Regions from separate parts of the Homo sapiens genome. Here region 2 is linked to region 1. A link is a contact called in ENCODE Hi-C or POLR2A ChIA-PET data. All regions are on one chromosome and are shown on one strand. The core of a region is the stretch at or near the end of the contact, and the rest is flanking DNA. Distances in the headings are between cores, read along the strand shown. Region 1 has its middle 97 kb from the start of RDX. Region 2 has its middle 4.0 kb from the start of LINC02732.

Region 1 (4,794 bases), core at 78-2,577:
TATAACTTGATATATATTCTAACCCATGGCTTACCGCTTCACAAATCCTGAGCCTCCTGTGTTGTGAATATCCAGCTCATGTGATTTTTATGTATCTCACCCTCACTACCCTTCAGTTGCTGCTGCCTTCAGCTAAAATACTGTCATCTAATCTCATGCCGCCACCTGGTGGCAAAGCTTGGAAATTTCTGACGTCTCTTCACCTTTCTTTCCCTGTTAGGGAAACTCATACATGCAGTTTTCTCCTTCAGTTCTATTCCCTCTCTTGTGCCTTTCATCTATTAACTTTACTCCCAAATCCTCCTTTCTCATGCTCTCCTAAATTTTCTCATTATTTTCATGAAAAATAATTCTCTTCCTTTGCTCTCTCTGCTCCTTTATGAGTCTAAATCTACATAAATAGTACTACTAGTTAATCACAGTGAGAATAATATTACTAGTGACTATGGAAAAACTACAGCTATACATTTTGAAATGACATTTCTTTTTTTTTTTTTTTTTTTTTGAGACGGGAGTTTTGCTCTTCTTGCCCAGGCTGGAGTGTAATGGCCCGATCTTGGCTCACCGTAACCTCCAACTCCCAGGTTCAAGCGATTCTCCTACCTCAGCCTCCTGAGTAGCTGTGATTACAGGCATGCGCCACCATGCGCGGTTAATTTTCTTATTTTTAGTAGAGACAGGATTTCTCTATGTTGGTCAGGCTGGTTTCGAACTCCCGACCTCAGGTGATCTCTGCCTCGGCCTCCCAAAGTGCTGGAATTACTCAGCCTGAAATGGCATGTCATACAATAAAGTGCCAGCCAGACTAACCTTCAAAGTCTTTGAAAATAGTTAGAATTCCCTTTAAAATGTTCTTAAATTTCAGGTACTATTGAACCATCGAATTATTTCTGGCCAGGTTAACATCAAGCTCAAGTATTAAAGAAGAATTATAAAACCATTAATAAATGTCATTGTTTCTATGTTCCTTTATTACAATCTTTGACAAATTTGGAGTTTCTACTGTATTTTACTGCAAAGACTCAGCTTTTCATTATGGGTTAAACTGCCTAGAAACAAAATCACTCTTCATGACGTGGTTTCCATGGGAAACAGCCCACCACAGCTGCCCTTTTGGTTCATAACTCATTCGTAAGATAGAGATTGCTAGTAACTGCATTTCTAATTGTTTTACCCACAAGGTTAGAAAATACTGTAACCAGTATTCTCCCCAGTCAGGGAACTGACTCATGGATACGTTTGGCCAGTTTAGCAGTTTCTTTGTCAAGTTAATTCTGACTTTGTTTTATCTCTAAGGGATATATCGGAGAATGGCAGGTGAGTCAGCTGAGGAAGACAGACCAGAGAGAGTAGGGCTGAAATTGACCTCTTTAATTCCGGCAATGCCAACGTGTCTGCAGAGGAGGTAGTTTTCATGGTTTGTTTGTCTTAACCTATCCAGTCTTTTAGTAGGCAGGTACTGAGAATTTGCTTATTCAAAAACATAGCAACTATTGATTTCAGAGTAGGCACTATAAAGTATTTTGGATCCATTAGTCTGGTTGCTACCTGAAAATAACTTTAACAATGCCTCGGTTAATCAAAAGAGAACTTCACATAAAATATAAAATCTGGTAGAACACATTACTGAATGACATGAAGTTCTGATTTTTATGGCTTTAAGACAAGACCTACTATTCTAAATAATAGGTCTTATTATTGAAAGAGACTAGTTAGCTTGTGTAGAGTTGCTGCACTATTTGAAGTCTAGCATCTATTTAAAAGGAAGGTTTAAAGTTATTCTTATTTCCACATTCTAATCGTGGAGTTTCAAAGGTGGACTGGAAAAAAAAAGAGGTTAAAGATTAGGCAGACAGTTTGACAATAACAGGCCCTACATAATCCAGGCTGACAAGAGCGCCCTGATGTTGCAATGTGCTGAGCAAGTAGTCAGCCTGCCCATTCAGCTTCCTACTGTGTTCTTTTGCTAAATGCTTTCTAATCTCTTAATGTCTCTTTTGAAAGGTGGGGACCCAAACTGTATGCATTGTTCCAGATGCGCTCTTGCCAAAGCAGCATAAAGCAAATGTAACCCTTAGGAAGAAGGCTCCCTCCCTCACTAGGTAAGTACAACTGGCAGCCGTGGCCAGGGCCAGCTCACCTGCCCACTAGACCTGCCACACCTTCCACTGCCAGGATGCTGGTGGGACCTCATAAAATCTGAACCTGTTCATCCACAGGACCTGTGGATTTCAAGTCAAAGGAACTGACCAAGAGCAACCTCTATCTTTACAGCCTCTGATTCCATCCCTTCCAGGTTCTTTCCCAATAGTTTGCATCTCTTGGGCTCTTTGCCAATCAAGAACATCATCCTCCAATTTAATAATTTTGAGGTGAGCTAGAATTTATTAAAATGATGTTTTACCTGTAATCTTGGTGAGCTGATTGGACCTCCTACTTTAGGGGATTCTCTTACCTTTAGAAAGAGCCCTCTCTAGCATTGAGAATGAAAGTATTATGGTGCAAGTTCTCTTATGACACTTCTGTTCTGCTGGGAGGTTTTTCTTCTTTTTAAAAAATCCATATTCAGGCCTGGTGCGGTAGCTCATGCCTATAATCCCAGCACTTTCAGAGGTGGAGGCAGGTGGATCACCTGAGGTCAGGAGTTCGAGACTAGCCTGGCCAACATGGTGAAACCCCGTCTCTACTAAAAATACAAAAAAAATTAGGAGTGGTGGTGCATGCCTGTAGTCCCAGCTACTTCGGAGGCTAAGGCAGAAGAATTGCTTGAATCCAGGAGGCACAGGTTGCAGTGAGCCGAGATGGCACCACTGCACTCCATCCTGGATGACAGCGAGACTCCGTCTCAAAAAAAAAAAAAAAGACGTATTCAGATTTACTTAAAAATGAAGTTTTGTACATGCACATTGAGTAGAACAGTGGCCCCCAACCTTTTTGCACCAAGGACTGGTTTCATGGAAGACAAATTTTCCATGGGCTGGGAGTGGGGTTGGGGGGTGGAGGGGATGGTTTTGGGGTGAAACTGTTCCACCTCAAATCATGAGGCATTAGATTCCCATAAAGGAGCGTGCAACGTGGAACCCTCGCATGCACAATTCACAATAGGGTTCGCTCCTTTGAGAATCTAATGCTGCTGCTGATCTGACAAGAGGCGGCGCTCAGGCCATAATGCTTGTTCACCACTCAGCTTTTGCTATGCCACCCAGTTCCTAACAGGCCACACGCCGGTACTGGTCCTCGGCCCAGGGATTGGGGATTCCTGGAGCAGAAGAATTAAAGAATTGGTTAATAAGCTAGGTTAATATAGTATTATGTACTGACCTGAATTTGGTAATATTTAAAAATCATTTTTCAATATGATTACCATGATAACAGGTTTTTAAATTCTTTTTTTTTTTGGCAGAGACTATTTGACTCATCCCATTTGTGAATAAAACCACAACAATGTTGTTTATGTTGTAAATCTTGAGTTCCCCCAACTTGCTGATTAAGCCTCCCAAAGTTCTCTAAACCTCCTTCTAGCTAAAGGTCAATATATTTGAGATAATATTTAAAGATGTAGAACCAATGTTCTTTATAGAAATATTATGTTTTAGACTTATTTATGTGACAAAAAAATGGTCACATGTGTTCATTTAAGGTGGGGAACTTTTAGAAGCAATTTGCTTCTTTGGCCTTGAATTTGGCCTGCCCTGAAATGAGTTTAAGGTCGTGCAAGATTCTCTCTGATATTTCATGACACTACCAAAACACTTTCATTGTTTCAAAGTCCACTTGAAATGCTACGACACATCCATCATCATTTGCTCTCACTCTCTTTGAAACGGGTCTAGCTGAGAATCCAGCTGGTCTTATTTCTGATATTTGAGCTAAAATCCTGGGTTAAAGCACATTCTTAATGTGCCATAGATTGCCGCAAACAATACTCTTCTTAGCTATTTATCTTTAGCCATTTCTTCCAGTGCAGAAATTCATTCATGTAACTCTTTCCATTTTGTCAACTCGTAAAACTCCCCAAAGTAAAATCTACCTGATCTTTTATGATTTTTCCTCCTTGATTTTCATCTGTTAATGTTCTTTTTAGAGCAAATCCTTTGAGTGAGTTTGACTCTGAGCTATTGTCGTCAGAAGTAGGAAAAGAAAGTTTCTGCATGAAAAGTCAAGATCAAATGACAGAAAGAGATTTTGAATTATCTAGACATGAATTTATGAAGGGATCCACAGAGTTGGTGATTGCCACATCCTCCAGCTTGAGGTGTCACATAGTTGGCACCCTTGGAAGAACTGCTGGGCCTCTCCATAGTTGATTATAAAATTATTGACCCAAGAGAAAGAACAGGGACTCTTGAGTGATGTTCTGGTCCGTCTCCCACTGCCCCCAGGGCTTCTCCACAGCACTGTCATCCTATCTTCCTCGTGACTAGGGGCCTGTAGGATTATGGTGACATTAAGGAATTAAACGTGACATCTAAAGCCATGCACAGGCCAGGCGCTATGGCTCGTGCCTGTAATCCCAGCACATTTGGAGGCTGAGACAGGTGGGTTGAATGAACTCAGGAGTTTGAGACCAGCCTGGGCAACATGGCAAAACCCTGGCTCTCCAAAAAATACAAAAAGTTATCTGAGCATAGTGGCACATGCCTGTGATCCCAGCTACTCGGGAGGCTGAGGTGGGAGAATTGCTTAAGCCCAGGAGGTCGAGGCTGCAGTGAGCCAAGATCACACCCCTGCACTCCAGCCTGGGTGGCAGAGCGCGACCCTGTCTCAAAAATAAAATAAGCCATGAACAAGATA
Region 2 (5,045 bases), core at 2,546-5,045, 150 kb before region 1:
AGTAGCTGGGACTACAGGCATGTGCTAGCATGCCTGGCTGTTTTTTTTGTTTTTTCGTTTTCAGTAGAGACAGGTCTTGCAAAGTTTCCCAGGCCAATCTCGAACTCCTGAGCTCAAGCAATCTTCATGCCTCGGCCTCCCAAAGTGCTGGGATTACAGGTGTGAGCCACCGCACCTGGTTAAAATGGAGGTAATTCTAAAGGATATCTTACAAAGTTGTCATGGACAATAACTACAATGCATTTTAAACAATGTTTAAAATAATCCATGAAAGTAATTATTGTACTATCCCAAATTTTCACAATATTTAAAGACTGGATCTTAACATTTGAATTTTTTTATCTGTACCTTCTTTGCCTCAACTAACTAGAATTCATGACTTTTGGCTATGCAGGCATCATTCCTATTAATTATATTTCTGAAATTGCTTTGGAATGTTTCTGGTCTCTCTGGTCCCACGGCAACTGCTACGCTTTTTACTCTTTATTTATTTATTTATGTTTTTATTTTAGAGACAAGCCTGGAGTGTGATGCTGTCCAGGCGGGAGTGTGATGGTGTGAATTTGGCTCACTGCAGCCTCAAACTCCTGAGCTCAGGTGAACCTCCCACCTCAGCCTCCCATGTGGCTGGAACTACAGGCACATGCCACCATGCTTGGCTAATTTTTGTGGGGTTTTTTTGTTTTTTGTTTTGTTTTGTTTTGGAGACAGAGTACCATTCTCTCACCCAGGCTGGAGTGCAATGGTGCAATCTCGGCTCATTGCAACCTCCACCTCCCCAGTTCAAGCTATTCTCCTGCTCAGCCTCCAGAGTAGCTGGGACTACGGATGCACACCGCCACACCTGCTAATTTTTTTTGTATTTTAGTAGAGACGGGATTTCACCATGTTGCCCAGGCTGGTCTCAAACTCCTGACCTCAGGCAATCTGCCCGCCTTGGCCTCCCAAAGTGCTAGGATTACAGGGACATGCCGCCACACCTGGCCATACTTTTTGTATTTTTTTGTAGAGACGTGGTCTCACTTTGTTGCCCAGGCTGGTCTTGAACTCCTGAGCTTAAGCAATCCTTCTGCTTGGCCTCCCAAAATTTTGAAATTACAGTCACTGTGCCCAGCCCCCTACTCTTTTAATAATTCTCACTTAGGTGCAATAGCCTCCTAACACTTATACCTACCTCATTCTCCATTATGTCTGGACATCCTAGGACATTTAAATAAATTCAGGCTGCCCATGTCATGGATCTATGATAATATATAAAAGCTCAGCTTTTGGCTGCAGCTATTTTGGCTCTATTCAATATTCTCTGGTCTTCAATCCCTTGGCTTTCTATTCCAGCTCCTGATACTGGTTAGAGACTCTTCTTTCTGTGATTACCTGGGTGGACATGCTTCTTTTTTACTCTGTGCATTCTCTCTGATCTAACATTCTCGTTCATAAATTCTTCATATCTGCAACTGTGGGTAACAAGTATTTTCACTGCCCCAGTCTGGCCGTGATAGACTCACTGTAGCCCACCAGCCCAACCACCCTGAGAAGGAGATCAGACAAAATCTGTCATTAGAGTGATCATTCCAAATCTCAGATTATAACATGGTAGTCTCTGATTCCAGTGCCAACAACAAAATGTCAGTGTGGTTATTCAATGTTTTGTGACTTGGCTGGGTAAAGGCACAAAGGATCTTTGGCAATAGGTGGCTGGTGGGAAGAAAAATGGAGTCCTACTCTTTGGGATCATCCACTACTGGAATGGAAGGTGGGCTAGGAGGAACTGACCAAGCTACAAAGGCTGACCGTGGAGATGGTTATTTGGTGAATCAAGGGTAGGAGAGCTTAACAGTCCCAGCTGCCAATCTAGAAGTTTTTAGTACTGCCATGATGCCAGAGGGTGACGGTAATAAGTTAGGATGGCAGCAAATTACACTCTTCAATTTTTTACCCTAGAAAGCATGCATATAGCCAGGTGCAGTGGCACGCACCTGTAGTCCCAGCTACTTGGGAGGCTGAGGCAGGAGGATTGCTTGAGCCCAGGAGTTTGAGACTAGCCTGGGCAACACAGCAAGACTCACATCTCAAAAAAAAAAAAAGCATGCATATTAATCCTTGTTGCTGACTCCATTCATTCCTTCAATAGTTAAGCACAAACTCTATGCAAGGATTTGTATTAGGCACTGGGTACACAACAGAAAAGGAAAGCCAGCACAGTGACCTCCTTGGTAAGTTTTGTCAAATAACTTGGCATGTGCCATTCTTCTTTATTGTGTTGTCAGTGTTAGAATGGGTTTTGGACCAGCGAATGGGGCTTCTAGCCAGTGCATTTATACAAACAGTTCTCAGATGTGCCACAAATATGTGGCCAACATAACATTACAGCCCCCATTCCTGCTTAGGAATAATGACAGTTTTTTAGTAAATGACATCCTTTAAAGGCAAATTACACATATTGGTGGTTTCTGGATGTTTTAAGGTTTCCACGTAGTTTTTTCAACTGACAATCCCTGTATAGGGATCTTGGAGAGTTAATCATCACACCACAGTTTTCAGCAATACACTCATATGTTTATACTGACAGTCAAGACATGTTGGTGGCCCAAAATGAAATGATTACATTTTGTAGAACCTCCTTCCCATAGGAGGAGTGGTAACGAAAATGTCTCTGGAGAAGAAACTAGTTCATATCACTCAGAATTAATGTCCATCCAGAAAGAACACATACAAATAAAAAGATATGTCATATTCTTGGCTTGGAAGACACACATTGTAAATATGTCAGTTTTCTCTGAAACTGATCTATAAATTTTTTACAGCTCAATAACAATTCCAAAATTCTAATGGAATTCTTTTGGAACTTGGCAAAAAATATTAAAATTTGTCTGGAAAATAAAAATATGCCCGAATAGCCAAGAAAATTCTAACACAGAAGAATATTAGGGAGAGCTTTGCCAGTTATTTAAACTGCAGTATTTATTGCTGATATACTGCTGCAGGAATGGACAGATGATCAATAAAACCAAATAGTGAGAACAGAAGCAGATCCAAATACAAATGAGATTGGATTATATAATAAAGTGGGGAAAAGAAACACATTATTCAGACAACAGGCTAGTCATTTGGAAAATGAATAAAGTTGGTCCCTACCTTGAACTTCCAGATGGAATAAAGATTTAAATTTGTAAGAAATTATAAAGTACTACAAAGTTAGGCCAGGTGTGGTAGCTCATGCCTGTAATCCTAGCACTTTGGAAGGCTGAGGAGGGCAGGTCACTTGAGGCCAGGAGTTCGAGACCAGCCTGACAAACATGGTGAAACCCTGTCTCTACTAAAAATACAAAAAATTAGCCAGGCGAGGTGGTTGGTGCCTATAATCCCAGCTACTCGGGAGGCTGAGACAGGAGAATTGCTTGAACCCAGGAGGCGGAGGTTGCGTGAGCCAAGATTGTGCCTCTGAACTCCAGCCTGCATGACAGAGCCAGACCCTGTCTCAAAACAAAGAAACAAAAAAGTAATACAAACTTTCAGATGAATTTTTAAATATAATTTTTAAGTGAAGGAGGACTTGAGGCCTGACACTTGGCTGTTCAGGCATCAGATTCCCTACCTTTGAGGGAGGAATTCCCCACTGTGAGTGATTGTGGCGTGACAGAGCGCACTGTCTCCTGGAGCTGGAGGAGACCCATTCTACCCCAGCCCACACATACGGCCTTGTGGAAACTCCCTGTGGCTTGCTGATTAAAGAAGAAAATGTTCAAGACTAGTTTCCAGATGACTCTTCCCTGGTCTAAGGACACTAGCACAATTAGGACTATTGTTGCAACTTTCACCCGCTTAGGGGCGGCCTTGAAAGACAATTGAGAAGGAAAATCTTCCCAGGGGCAGAACTCTAAGCAGTACATCTCATGATCCACCTTCCTGGAAGGAGAAATGACCTTAGGATTTAGAATCCAAAGGGACAAAAAAAAAATGTTTCAGTCAAGGGACATATTAAAGAGCTCACTGAATAGGAAAGTGAAACTCTTACTTTGCCACTTTTTGGCAAACAGAAAAGAACGTCTGGGTATAGACTGGGTGATTAATTCTGAGTATAAAAGAAAAAGAGTTATTTCAGCATAATAGGAGAAGAGAGGTGACCCCAGATACATTTCCTCAGTCTCCCCAGCCAGGATGCTAGTAACAAGACATAGGCAGGACTGCTGAGGACTCAGATTCCTTGGAAATGAAAGTTTGGGTCACTCCAAGAAGTAAAGAACTCTACTAGCTTAACACCAAGTTGAGAGCAAAGAATCATTTTTGTCATTTCAAAGACAGCACAAATGCATTTTGGCTTATGAAACCCAGGAAGCAGACTGACTAATTTTGACTTGTCACTATCGCCCCATTTTAAGCACAAGGCCTGTTCACATTTCAGAGAATATATGTCTTCTTGTTCACTGATAACTCTGCAGAGGAAGTCTATAACATCTGCTGTTTTTTTATCCTGTTCTCTCTTCAGCCTCCTTCATCTCTGCCTCCTAGGCCTTGGAATGAACTCTCCAACTCTTTCTCTTTCGTAGTCCCTCAATTCACCAGGTGTTTCCCACCTCTGTGCACTTGCGCCATGAGCTCTTCCTCCACCCTCTCCCTCCATGGCTGCTTACTGACTGCCAATTGAGATTCACCCTGACAGTCCCCTCTGAAGCCTCACCAGTGTAGGCCCAACAGAACTGACCACTTCCCCCTTACTTCTGTCAGAGTACCTATAATACTTTATTGGCATTATAGGTTTGCATGTTTGTCCCTGCTTAGCAGACTTCTTACTTATTTACCTATTTACTTTTGAAACAAGGCCTTGCTCTGTCACCCAGGCTGGAGTGTTGTAGCATGATCATTGCTCACTGAAGCCTCAAACTTCTGGGCACAAGGGATTCTCCTGCCTCAGCCTGCTTGGCAGCTGGTACTGTCAGAGGCATTTGAACCATAGCAACTCCATCTAGAATAGGAGCTAGGTAAAATGAGGCTGAGACCTACTGGGCTGCATTCCCAGACAGTTAAGGCATTCTAAGTCATAGAAT

What was found. A loop is a pair of places that touch in the nucleus more often than their neighbours do. ChIA-PET counts read pairs that join two places held with the same protein, here RNA polymerase II (POLR2A). Pooled maps may share reads with other maps.
Region 2: a loop to region 1 is called in a pooled map, with 2.5 times the contacts of the local background. The contact joins two enhancer-like sites. A Hi-C loop is called at or near these places in 1 of 168 maps with a recorded cell type or tissue (PC-9) and 5 of 50 pooled maps. POLR2A ChIA-PET finds 5 or more read pairs at or near these places in 5 of 52 experiments (A673, CD4-positive, alpha-beta memory T cell, GM12878 and 2 more).

Annotation. Positions count from the first base shown.
Region 1 is chr11:110,196,889-110,201,682 of GRCh38, reverse strand. It overlaps a transcript of RDX not described here. Among named protein-coding and RNA genes, the nearest start is that of RDX, 97 kb to the left of the region's middle. RefSeq lists a silencer at 1,125-1,419. Within about 2 kb of position 1,327, at least 3 of the 41 ENCODE cell types and tissues checked have a DNase peak (open chromatin) inside an H3K27ac peak, as active enhancers do.
Region 2 is chr11:110,348,546-110,353,590 of GRCh38, reverse strand. No RefSeq gene overlaps it. Among named protein-coding and RNA genes, the nearest start is that of LINC02732, 4.0 kb to the left of the region's middle. RefSeq lists enhancers at 3,495-4,024, 4,625-4,674. Within about 2 kb of position 3,795, at least 3 of the 41 ENCODE cell types and tissues checked have a DNase peak (open chromatin) inside an H3K27ac peak, as active enhancers do.